Regions from separate parts of the Mus musculus genome. Here region 2 is linked to region 1. Evidence: chromatin contacts called from ENCODE Hi-C data. All regions are on one chromosome and are shown on one strand. The core of a region is the stretch at or near the end of the contact, and the rest is flanking DNA. Distances in the headings are between cores, read along the strand shown. Region 1 holds the start of Wrn (Werner syndrome RecQ like helicase). Region 2 overlaps Mboat4 (membrane bound O-acyltransferase domain containing 4).

Region 1 (5,969 bases), core at 2,243-4,742:
CCAGTGGTGTCCAGATAAAGGAAGATGTGGGGGGAAAGCTTTGCCTCTTGCTTCTTCGCCTTCAAGTTTCGCTGGTGAGTTCGGTTACCCTGTTGATATGGTTATCTACACTGAAAGTTCATGTGTCCTGTTGCTGCTAAGGTCACTGCTGTAACCTTCCCTCACTTATAGCTGTAGCTTCTTTGGAGTTCCAATACAGACTGAAGACCAGTGGCTCTCCAAGAATCATCCATGCCTTCAGCACTGGATTGAGACTGCTGCAACATGCAGTTTCCTGCTCTGAGCAGCTACAGAGTTCTCCACCTCTACAGTAAGAAGACTGCCATGGTAGAAATACCCAGACTATAGCATATAGGCCAATCTAATGTGTCCTTGTTTAATATAGATTCATTCTATTGATTCTTTTCCTCAAACAGTGGTTCTCAACTCCCTTTGGGAGTTGAACGACCCTTTCACAGAGGTGGCCTAAGGCCATCTGCATACTCAGATATGCACTATGATTCATAGCAGTAGCTAAATTACAGTTATGAAGTAGCAACAAAAAATAACTTTATGATGGGAGAGTCACCATAATATGAGGGGCTATATTAAAGGATTTGTTTCAGATGAATCATCTGAAAAAAAGCAACGCCATTTACGACAGCAGTTAACAAAATATCTAAAAATAAATGTAACCAAAAAGGTTTAAATAAAAAAGACTTGCTTACTATAAGCTGCCTTCCTACATGGAAAAGAACGGAAGTTAGACCCTTAACTCAAACTGAATACAAAGATCAACTCAAATATAACAGCTAAACCTTTTCGGGGTTTTTCTAAAGGGGGGGTTAAAATGAAATTATCAGAGAATAGATGAAAAATGTGTGCCTTTGGAAATGGTAATAGATTTAATATATTAACATATACAGATAATAAGCTGAGCATCATCAAAATTTCGCACTGTGTGAAACATTATTGAAAAGTGAAAAAGTTCCAGCATCGTAGAGCATGCCCAGAGTCCCAGCACTTGGCGAGCAAAGGAAGGGGATCAAATTCAAGGAGAGTTTGTATCTCAGCATCCCCCAACAAAGAAAAAAAAAAAAAGCACAAAACATGATGGCTTGCAACATGTGTATATATATACACACACACATACATATATATATATATGATGACAGTTTCATATTCAAATGAAGAGCTCCTACAACTGAATAAATTAAAAACCCAAATTTGAAAACAGGCAAAGGACTATGTTACATTCTTTACCAGTGAAGTGTAGCCATTAAATACATGAAAAGCTGCTCAATGACATTAGTCATTAACCAAAGCCCAAATACCAAATACAAAGCAAAACAAACAAGATACTACCCCATGTCACCCACTAACAGAATTACAATAAGAAAGGATTTAAAAAAAAAAAAAGAGTAAGTTTTGACAAGGCTTTGGGGAAACTAAGACACTTGTGCATTACTCCTGTGTGAAAGTTCGGCAGTTACTCAAAAAGCTTATCACAGAAGCCAGAAAGTCCCATATAAAGAGATACATCAAAAAACTTTAAAGCAGGGACACAGATACACACAACATTCAGGGCAAAGGAGAAACCAACCTATCAGTAGTATAAAAGATAAGCAAACTATCGCACATATGCACAAGGAACCATTCATTCACTAATTCAGCCTTAAAACAGGAATTAAGCTCAGCTCTGAACAACAGCATAGATGGGCCTTGAAAAGGAAACCTTGCTGGATGGACGGAGCCACATCTGTCAGGTGCAAAAGAACAAATGGCTCTATTTACATGAAGTATCTGAAATGCATGGATTCATAAGAGAAGTGAAATATTACAAAAATTTCTGGGGCCTGGGAAGAGGAGGCCATAGAGTTATTGCTTTATGGCTGCAGAGTCTCTGCTTAGGATGAAGAGCAAGTTCTGGAAGTAGGGCTAGGGTGTGCGCAGTAAAAGAATAGGTATTTATAGCATGGGCAATGCCCAGCATCCAAAAACAGACAAACAAGAACCCAAATCAACAACAAAGAACGTGGTAGCAGTAGATAGCGGCGACATTTGCACATGCAGAGTGTAATTTATTATCACTGAACTGTACTTAAAATTATTAAACTGGCAAATTATAGTGTGTGTGTGTGTGTGTGTGTGTGTGTGTGTGTGTGTGTGTGTTTCCCTGAAAACTCGACCAGAGCTTCCCAACACTTCAGGATGACACACCAGATTCCTAACATAGTCATGAATCCTGCATAATCTCTCTGATCTCTAAGAGCAGGCCCCTTTTCTCTACCCTAAAGGCCTTTCTAGGTTACTCTTACTCCAAGCAGCCTCCTTCAGGCTTGCACTTTCTTTCCTGTCCCATAGACACTTCCTTCACAGTGAGGACCTATTGGGAATTGTACCTCCCAACACCCACTGGCCCTCACCCGTCTTTCTTTCATTTTCACTTTGTCAATACTGCACTTGGCATTTTGTGTATCTCTTTCCGCTAAATTGTGAGCTCAAAAATGGGTAAATTTTCTGTTTCATTCATTTTGTTATCTCAGCAGCGCTCAACAATTATATGCTGAATTAGCAGAGCTGGGATGCCATTCAATTGAAGAGCGCTGTATCAAGCAGGTGAGTGGTCCCAGTCTGGGGTTCCATCCTCAAAGCAAGAGGAGACACAGGGGACAACTAGTATACAACGACATCGAGTACCAAACTGCCCTATACGCCGCAGGCTTTGCATACAATCTCTAATAAAAGATCAAGAGGGCATGACAGGGTAGGCCGTACTCTCTTGAGTTCGAGGACAGCCTGGGCTAAAAGTGTGAGGGGCTACAGAAGAGAAGCCGGGTCTCAATAAAACCAAAGGGAAAAATAAGGCTGAAATTTGTTATTTGGGGACTCTGGATTAGCATCCTAAAGAGTTTTTTGCTCTCCAGGTTTTTACATATCAGGTCTATGGGAGAACGAGTCATATTCAACAAGACCAAATGCTCATTAGTACAATGACTTAACCTTAAGAGGTCCAAAACAATTTGCTCAGTAGTGGAAAGTCGGTTGCCTCCCCGGACTCAGTTACCTCTGCCTCCGAAGCGCTATAAACAGCAGCTGGGGCGGAAGAGGCGGGAAAGCCCACTGACGGGACCAGAGGAGGCCTGTGGCTCCGAGGCCCCTTTCCAGGGGATCTGAAGGAGAAAGGAGGCAAGGCTCCCTTTCCAAGAATCTCCCCAACACAACCCCAAGAGAAAGCCTCGTGGGAGAGAGAAACAAGCGTCCGAGATGCGTAGATATAGCCCAGGGTACGCAAAGGGGAGAGGCAAAAGCGGGGAAGGCACGTTACCCTGAGAAGAGCCAGATCTAAGGGTCTTCTCCTCCAGCAGGATGATTTATGGAGGACTGAGAACCAAAGCCCAGGACCCAGGCATCGAGAGAGGCCTCACATTTACTAACTTTATACCAACGGGCGCCTCGGTGCACTTCTGGTCTGGCGACTGCCCTTCCCTGCACTCCGCCCGCGGCCCCGCCCAACCTCTCCCAGCCGCGCCGCCCTCCCACCCACCGCAGCCACCCCGCGCAGCACGCATGCTCAGAGCTGACGGCCGCTGGGCACGCTGGGAAATGTAGTCTCAACGCAGGTGCGGGTGAGTCGCGGGAAATCACAACCCTCCCGCCACCTCTCCTGCCGGCTCTCTCGCACGCCGGGTCCCCGCGCGCTGTCTGCCGTCAGGGCGCGCCCGGAGGCAGAGCCCGAGTCCCCCGTCTTTCCGCTAGCGCGGCTGGGGAGGCGGGGTCCCAAGCCCGGCCCCTCAGGCAGCTCCCCGCCTCCCTCCCGCCCTCCCCGCGGCGTCGGGCCGGTGCCCGAATCCAGGCAGCGGCCGCAGGAGGCGCGGCGGCGGCGGTGGGCGCCGCAGGCGATGCCCCTGCCCCGCTGCTCCGGCGGGGGGCAGAGCGCGCGGCGGCGGCGGCGGCGGCGGGGAAGGAGGCGGGGGGCGGCGGCGGAGGGGCCGAGAGCTGGCGGCGGCGGCGGCGGTGGTCGTGAAGGGCATCGGTGACGGAGATGATGTGAGTGTCGGCTGGCTGGGACCCCCGGGGCTGCCGAGCCGGAGCTGGGCGGCTGGCAGCGTACGGGAATCGGAGCGGGAGGCCTGGGGCGGCAGAGGGGATGCTGTGTGCGCGGTGCGGAGCCGGCCGAGGCCGGAGCGCGAGAGCCGGGCCAGAGTAGGGGTTCCGGGCGGCGGCAGCGGGGGCAGTGCGGACCCAGGGGCGTCTGCGATTGTTCTCAACACCCCTCCCCCATCCCACCCCGTGTGTCTGTTTGTCACTTGCAGCTGAAGATGGAAAGAGCCAGGCGAAGGGGAGGCGGCGGCAGCGGCGGCGGCCGTGGCCGCGGAGGCAAGAATGTAGGGGGCCCTGGCCTAAGCAAGAGTAGACTCTATCCCCAGGCCCAGCATTCTCACTACCCCCACTACTCCGCGTCAGCCACCCCTAATCAGTCTGGGGGCACATCCGAAATCCAGGAGCTAGCCTCCAAACGTGTGGACATCCAGAAAAAGAGGTTTTACCTAGACGTGAAGCAGAGCTCCCGGGGCCGCTTCCTAAAGATAGCCGAAGTCTGGATAGGGAGAGGCCGGCAGGACAATATCAGAAAGAGTAAACTGACCCTCTCCCTGTCGGTAGCAGCAGAGCTGAAGGACTGTCTAGGCGACTTCATCGAGCACTATGCCCATCTGGGCCTGAAAGGCCACAGACAGGAGCATGGCCAGAGCAAAGAGCAAGTCTCCAGGAGGCGGCAGAAGCACTCTGCACCCTCCCCACCGGTGTCAGTGGGGTCAGAAGAGCATCCTCACAGTGTCCTCAAAACGGACTATATAGAGAGGGACAATAGGAAATACTACCTGGACCTAAAGGAAAACCAACGAGGTCGCTTCCTAAGGATTAGACAAACCATGATGCGGGGCACTGGCATGATCGGTTACTTTGGCCACAGTTTGGGCCAGGATCAGACTATTGTCCTCCCAGCACAAGGTATGATTGAATTTCGTGATGCCTTGGTTCAGCTGATTGAAGACTACGGCGAAGGAGACATAGAAGAACGAAGGTGTGGAGACGACGACCCACTTGAACTCCCAGAGGGGACCTCTTTCAGAGTGGACAATAAAAGGTTCTACTTTGATGTGGGCTCTAATAAATATGGAATTTTCCTGAAGGTAAGTGAGGTGAGACCGCCTTACCGTAATACTATTACTGTTCCGTTCAAAGCTTGGACAAGGTTTGGGGAGAATTTTATCAAGTATGAAGAAGAGATGAGGAAAATTTGCAACAGCCATAAGGAAAAGAGAATGGATGGCCGTCGGGCCAGTGGTGAAGAACAAGAATGCCTGGACTAGCGTGAAATTGAACTCCAGCAGGCAGAATTTAGAAATCAGTAATTGGCTAAACGTACTGATCCGTAATCATGATCATTTGAAGAAGTTTCTCCTCTTTTGGGCCCTCTGTTATTAGTAATACCTCTAATAGTTTATACTTAAAAGGAGTCTGATTCTCATGTTATGTTATACATAGATCACTATAATTCTCATGGGAATTCCAACCTCCCCAGAGCCAAATAGTTTAGCTGCTTCAACTGCTCCAGACTATTGAAGTATGCAGATCAGCACAGAGTGTGACATTCTGACCTTTAATCACGATAACTTAAGATTTACATTGCACTATGACAGAATCTTGAAAATGATGATACATAGACTTAATACAAAAGTGTGAATTTCTATTTAACAAATCCCACCCCCAAAGAAAGTCCCATACTTTGTTAAAAGTTCGTACTTTGTTAAAAAGTTGCAAAGTTTACCTGTAGGACCATTACCACAGAAACAGAGATTGACCTCAAGTGTAGTATATTTCTTTATGAAAGTACTAGTAGGAATATATTCTCATTGGGTAACTGAGTATTAACTAGTACCACTAAAATACAAATATTATTAGACAATTAGACCTTTGAAATACAA
Region 2 (5,886 bases), core at 3,353-5,852, 740 kb after region 1:
GTTGATGGCTCTTCTACTCTCATTTACACTCAGTCAGATCTTGAAGAGCCCCGTTGCCAAGCTGTTTGAGACTGTCCTCGTTATTGTTCTATTGCTGTGAAGAGTCACAGTGACCAAGGCAAGTCTTAGAAGAGAACGCATCTAACTGGGGCCTTATTCAGTTTTAGAGGGCGAGTCTATTATCATCTTGGCAGGAAGCATGGTGGCAGGCAGAGGCATCAGGCTGAGAACTTAGATCCTAATCCACAGGCAGAGAGAGAGAGAGAGAGAGAGAGAGAGAGAGAGAGAGAGAGAGAGAGAGAGAGAGAAGATTGGACTTAGGATGGGCTTTTGAAACCTCAAAACCCACCCCCAAATATCACATATCCTCCAACAAGGCCACACCTCCTAATCCTTCCTAAACAGTTCCACTAACTGTGGACCAAGCATTCAAACATATGAACCTATGGCGGGCATCCTCATTCTAACCACCACAAGCTCCTACTGGTTATAGCCACTTGTACCATGGTCATGCAAGAGTCACCAGGGTCCTTGCCACACTGTTCTAAATGTCACTTTGTTGTCCCTTTCTTTCAGGTACCTCTTTCTCCTGGCTGGAGGAGGTGTCCTGGCTTTTGCTGCCATGGGTCCCTACTCTCTGCTCATCTTCATCCCTGCGCTCTGCGCTGTGGCTCTGGTCTCCTTCCTCAGTCCACAGGAAGTCCATAGGCTGACCTTCTTCTTTCAGATGGGCTGGCAGACCCTGTGCCATCTGGGTCTTCACTACACCGAATACTACCTGGGTGAGCCTCCACCCGTGAGGTAAAGGCCCCTGTCCGAGTGGTTGGGCTGAGCTGATTCTAAGCCGCACACATCTGTGGAGCATGCGCATAAGTTACTAAATCTCTCCCGCGGCTCAGCTTCCTTTCCCAGAAAAAGAATACAAAGCGGCAATAGCTTTCTTGACAGGCTGTGGTGTGTTTGAGCTGATGGAAATGCAGTTCCATAACTACCCACCGCCATTTGGTTTGCAGTCTATAGAACTCAGTATCTGGCACTCGTAGCTGTCGTTGTGCCTGGGAGTGACATGACGACAGTATGCTCATCTCTGCCTTGGCAGCTTTGACACAGCCACATCACAGAGGACCTGGCTGGCTGCTGCTGGCTGCTATCTTTATTCAGGCAGGGCCTCAGCTGCTTTATCGCTTCCTCTACCCAATCTGGAAAGCAACAAAGGACAAAAACCAAGAGCTAATTACAGACCAGAGACACTGTGTTGTGAGTCAGTGGGATTGACAGAGACTAGCGAAGAAAATACCCGGGACTCTGAGATCTAATGTTCCTGGCTCCCTGTGGCTGTCGGCTGTCTGTGTCACTCATGACTGTACTGGGCGGGTCACCTGTCTGATTCTAACCTACTATTAGCTCAGTGGATTGGCCACTCCCAGTGCACCTAGAGTCTTTTAAAAGTTATTATGACAAACCAGATGCGGTGCTTCCTGTGCAAGGCGTCACACATGTGTGATTGTCCTATCTCTTTAGTCATGTTTGGATGAGTGTCTGCCCATTACGACATCTCTTTAATTGCTTCTTCTTTTAAAAATCCCACCACAAGGAGGGAGAGGCAAGAGGATCAGGGTTTTGGCGTCGATCCTCAGTTACATAGCAAATTGAGGACCAGACCGGGATACAAAAGACCCTGTCTCAAAAACCACAAACAGAAACATAAGACAGTGTTCATCGAGGACTTCAGACTTGTGCGCTGGAGCGATGGCTCAGTGGGTGGGAATGCTTGCTGTGTAAATCCGAGGACCTGAGTTCAAATCTCAGGAACACAGAGAAAAGCCATGTGACTATGTGTGCAGCTGTAACCCCAGCTCTGCATGTGTTGGGAGAGGGGGATGACAGGAGATTACTGGGGCTAACTCCTTGGCATAGTTCCAGGTTCAATGAGAGACTCTATACCAAGGGAATAAGGCAGGCATCGATTGAGCAGTACATACATGTTCTCCTTTGGCCTTCACACATGCATACACAACACACACACACATACACACATTCTCTCTCTCTCTCTCTCTCTCTCTCTCTCTCTCTCGTTGGGGTGCGTGATAGAGATTGACATAAGGTTCGTCTTTCTGGGAAAGAATAGATAGTAAGTAGGCAGGATTCCTGTTCTGGACATGACAAATCAGGACTGCAGTAGGAAGCCAGGTCCTGACAGAGGCCGGAAGGGCCAGTTGAACAGGCTCTGAGTGGGAGGAACTCTGTGCAGATGTGCAATGAAAGTATCTGCTAGCTAGCCAGAACTGGCATGGCAAAGCCAACTGACTGGGTGATACACGCAGCAGAACTGCACAGCTTGGCGGCTAGTGATGGTACAGGCACAGTGGCTGCTTGCTGCCTTTGAGGCTTCTCATCTTGGCTAATCGATGGCTGCCTTCTCTGGGTTGTCACATGGTCATTGCACGTGTGTGTCTGTGTCTGATCATACACATGTGTGATTGTCCTACCTCTTTAGTCATGTTGGATGAGTGTCTGCCCAGTATGGCATCTCTTTAATTGCTTCTTTTTAAAAAAAATTGATTTAATGTATATGAGTACACTGTAGCTGTCTTCAGACACACCAGAAGAGGGCATCTGATCCCATTGCAGATGGTTGGAACCACCATGTAGTTGCTGGAAATTGAACTCAGGACCTCTGAAAGAGAAGTCAGTGTTCTTAACCACTGAACCATCTCTCCAGCCCCCCCCCTTTTAAATTTATTTATTATATGTAAGTACACTGTAGCTGTCTTCAGACACTCCAGAAAAGGGAGTCAGATCTTATTACAGATGGTTGTGAGCCACCATGTGGTTGCTGGGGTTTGAACTCCGGACCTTCAGAAGAGCAGTCGGGTGCTCTTACCCACTGAGCCATCTCACCAGCCCCCTCTCCAGCCCCTTTAATTGCTTCTTTAAAGACCCTGTCTCTAAATATGCTCACACTCTGAGTCACTAGGGCTTGGAACTTAAGGATGTGAATTTGGTGGGGGAGGGGGACACAGCCTGCAACAGAGGGGAAGTTGGATTTGGAGGTGACCCTGCTCTCAAGATAAGTCAGGCAAGAGGATCTGATGACCTTAAGTCAGAAGGAGACACAGCCATGGCTGGGGACAGTGCTGGCTTCTTCATTATACATAGTGTGATTGTCATTTTCTCTGGCTGTCCTCAGCAATCTCAGAGTCTCCAAGGGTGTCACGGAGAGAGTTCAGAAGACTGGTGGAAAACAAGTGTTACCTGCTTAGGTGCTACTCCTCCTCCTCACCCTGATGCGTTTTCAGTGTGCACCCCCAGGCACCGGAATATTATAATCAGGGCCTGGCTTATGTTTAACAATTCAACTTCCTGGAATCATCTTTTTACTACGAATTCTTATTTATTTTATTTCTAAACTTCTTCCATGTCTCCAGTCTTAATTTCTTTTTATTGATTTTTATTTTTTTTATGTATGGAATGGTCTAGAAATTACTCTACAGTATAGGCAAACCAACTCACTCTCCTCCTGACCCAGCCTCTTGAATGTAGTATGTGTCACCACACCAGGTCTGATCCTAATATTTGTAAGCCGTTCTCTTTTTAAAGGAACATTTTTAATTAATTTATTTATGATTGATTTGTTGTACACAACACAGTACTCCTATGGAGTTCAGAGAGCAACTTTTGGGAGTTAGGTGGTTTTTTTCATTTTCATTTTCTTTTCTTTTCTTTCTTTCTTTTTTTTTTTAACCACGTGGGACCTGGGAATTGAACTGTGGTTGTCAGTCTCAAGTGCCCACTGAGCTATCTCTCCAGCCGTTTATAAGCTATTCTAAAATATTATAACCAGGAGGTGGAGAGATAGCTCAATGGCTAAGAGCACTGACTGCTCTTCCAGAGGTCCTGAGTTCAATTCCCAGCAACCACATGACAGCATAAATATGAGTCAGATGGGTTGGGGTAAGGTTTTCTCTGTGTAGTTCTGACTGTGTAGTTCTTGCTCTGAAAACCATGCTAGCCTCGAACTCAGAGATCCAACTGCCTTTGCCTCCGCATGCTGAGATGCTGGGATTAAAGGAGTGTGATACCCGGCCTGGGATAATTAGTGGTTTTGCCCTGGAATAATGCACGGTTCTGAAAGATTCTAAGAGTGTTTGTGGAGCGTGATTTGCTATGAGATCTGTGGGCAGGTTGGAGGCGAGAGAACAAGTGTGAGACAATAAATATGGCGTGGCTTCACATACATGTTTATTTAAATGTCTTTCAGGTTCTACATCACTCTTTCTTCCCTCATGCTCTTGACGCAGAGAGTCACATCCCTCTCACTGGACATTTGTGAAGGGAAGGTGGAGGCCCCGAGGCGGGGCATCAGGAGCAAGAGTTCTTTCTCTGAGCACCTGTGGGATGCTCTACCTCATTTCAGCTACTTGCTCTTTTTCCCTGCTCTCCTGGGAGGCTCCCTGTGTTCCTTCCGGAGGTTTCAGGCTTGCGTTCAAAGATCAAGCTCTTTGTATCCGAGTATCTCTTTTCGGGCTCTGACCTGGAGGGGTCTGCAGATTCTCGGGCTGGAGTGCCTCAAGGTGGCGCTGAGGAGCGCGGTGAGTGCTGGAGCTGGACTGGATGACTGCCAGCGGCTGGAGTGCATCTACCTCATGTGGTCCACAGCCTGGCTCTTTAAACTCACCTATTACTCCCATTGGATCCTGGACGACTCTCTCCTCCACGCGGCGGGCTTTGGCGCTGAGGCTGGCCAGGGGCCTGGAGAGGAGGGATACGTCCCCGACGTGGACATTTGGACCCTGGAAACTACCCACAGGATCTCCCTGTTCGCCAGGCAGTGGAACCGAAGCACAGCTCTGTGGCTCAGGAGGCTCGTCTTCCGGAAGAGCCGGCGCTGGCCCCTGCTGCAGACATTTGCCTTCTCTGCCTGGTGGCACGGGCTCCACCCAGGTCAGGTGTTCGGCTTCCTGTGCTGGTCTGTAATGGTGAAAGCCGATTATCTGATTCACACTTTTGCCAACGTATGTATCAGATCCTGGCCCCTGCGGCTGCTTTATAGAGCCCTCACTTGGGCTCATACCCAACTCATCATTGCCTACATCATGCTGGCGGTGGAGGGCCGGAGCCTTTCCTCTCTCTGCCAACTGTGCTGTTCTTACAACAGTCTCTTCCCTGTGATGTACGGTCTTTTGCTTTTTCTGTTAGCGGAGAGAAAAGACAAACGTAACTGAAATCTTTCCCTGCCCTTCATCTCACCTAGCCATTAAATACTGCTTAGGAAATGCCAGAAGATGCCTTGATGAATAATGTATTTAAAACTATTCATAGTGAAAGTTTTTAAGTATTGGATGGATAAACCTGATGGCTGGCCACAGAGATGTGTTTCTCTTCTGTGGTGGTTTGAATAGTAATGGCTCCCATATGTTTATATATTTAAATGCTTAGAGGGTGACACTACTTGAAAGGACTAGGAGGTGTGGCTTCATCGGAGGAAGTGTGTCACTAGGCTTTGAAGTTTCAAAAGCCCAGTCCTAGTTTAGCGTCTTTCCCTGTAGCTTGCCGATCTGGATATAGAACTCTTAGCTCCTCCAGCACCATGTCTGCCTGCATGCCGCCATGCTTCCTGCCATGATGATAATGGACTAAACCCCTGGAATTATAAGTCAGCCCCAATTAAATGATTTCCTTTATAAAAGTTTCTGTGGCCGTGGTGTCTCATTACAGCAGGGGAACAGTAATTAAGACTTGTGCATTAACAAGCTATTCTATTGTTACTGAGGTACAAATTGGAGAAGCACAGGGACTTCTCTAGATGTGGAAGTGAGGTTGAAATGAGCCTGGATATAAAAACATCAGGTGTGAGTAGAGGGCGTGATTCAGTGAGTGTCTGCC

What was found. A loop is a pair of places that touch in the nucleus more often than their neighbours do.
Region 2: a map of T-helper 1 cell shows a loop between it and region 1 (5-fold over the local background). The contact joins the enhancer-like site here to the promoter of Wrn in region 1. A Hi-C loop is called at or near these places in 2 of 37 maps with a recorded cell type or tissue (T-helper 1 cell and T-helper 17 cell).

Annotation. Positions count from the first base shown.
Region 1 is chr8:33,382,035-33,388,003 of GRCm38, forward strand. It overlaps Wrn (Werner syndrome RecQ like helicase), which reads right to left and starts at 3,493. Exons shown (of 34, transcript NM_011721.4): 1 at 3,308-3,493. It overlaps Purg (purine-rich element binding protein G), which reads left to right and starts at 3,808. Exons shown (of 2, transcript NM_001382855.1): 1 at 3,808-4,029; 2 at 4,296-5,969. The coding sequence starts at 4,302. The coding sequence ends at 5,354.
Region 2 is chr8:34,119,494-34,125,379 of GRCm38, forward strand. It overlaps Mboat4 (membrane bound O-acyltransferase domain containing 4), which reads left to right. Exons shown (of 3, transcript NM_001126314.2): 2 at 577-801; 3 at 4,262-5,692. The coding sequence ends at 5,225. Gm39158 (a long non-coding RNA gene) reads right to left here and starts at 1,348. Exons shown (of 3, transcript XR_870315.2): 1 at 1,298-1,348; 2 at 581-1,199; 3 at 1-238. Within about 2 kb of position 4,603, at least 1 of the 3 ENCODE cell types and tissues checked has a DNase peak (open chromatin) inside an H3K27ac peak, as active enhancers do.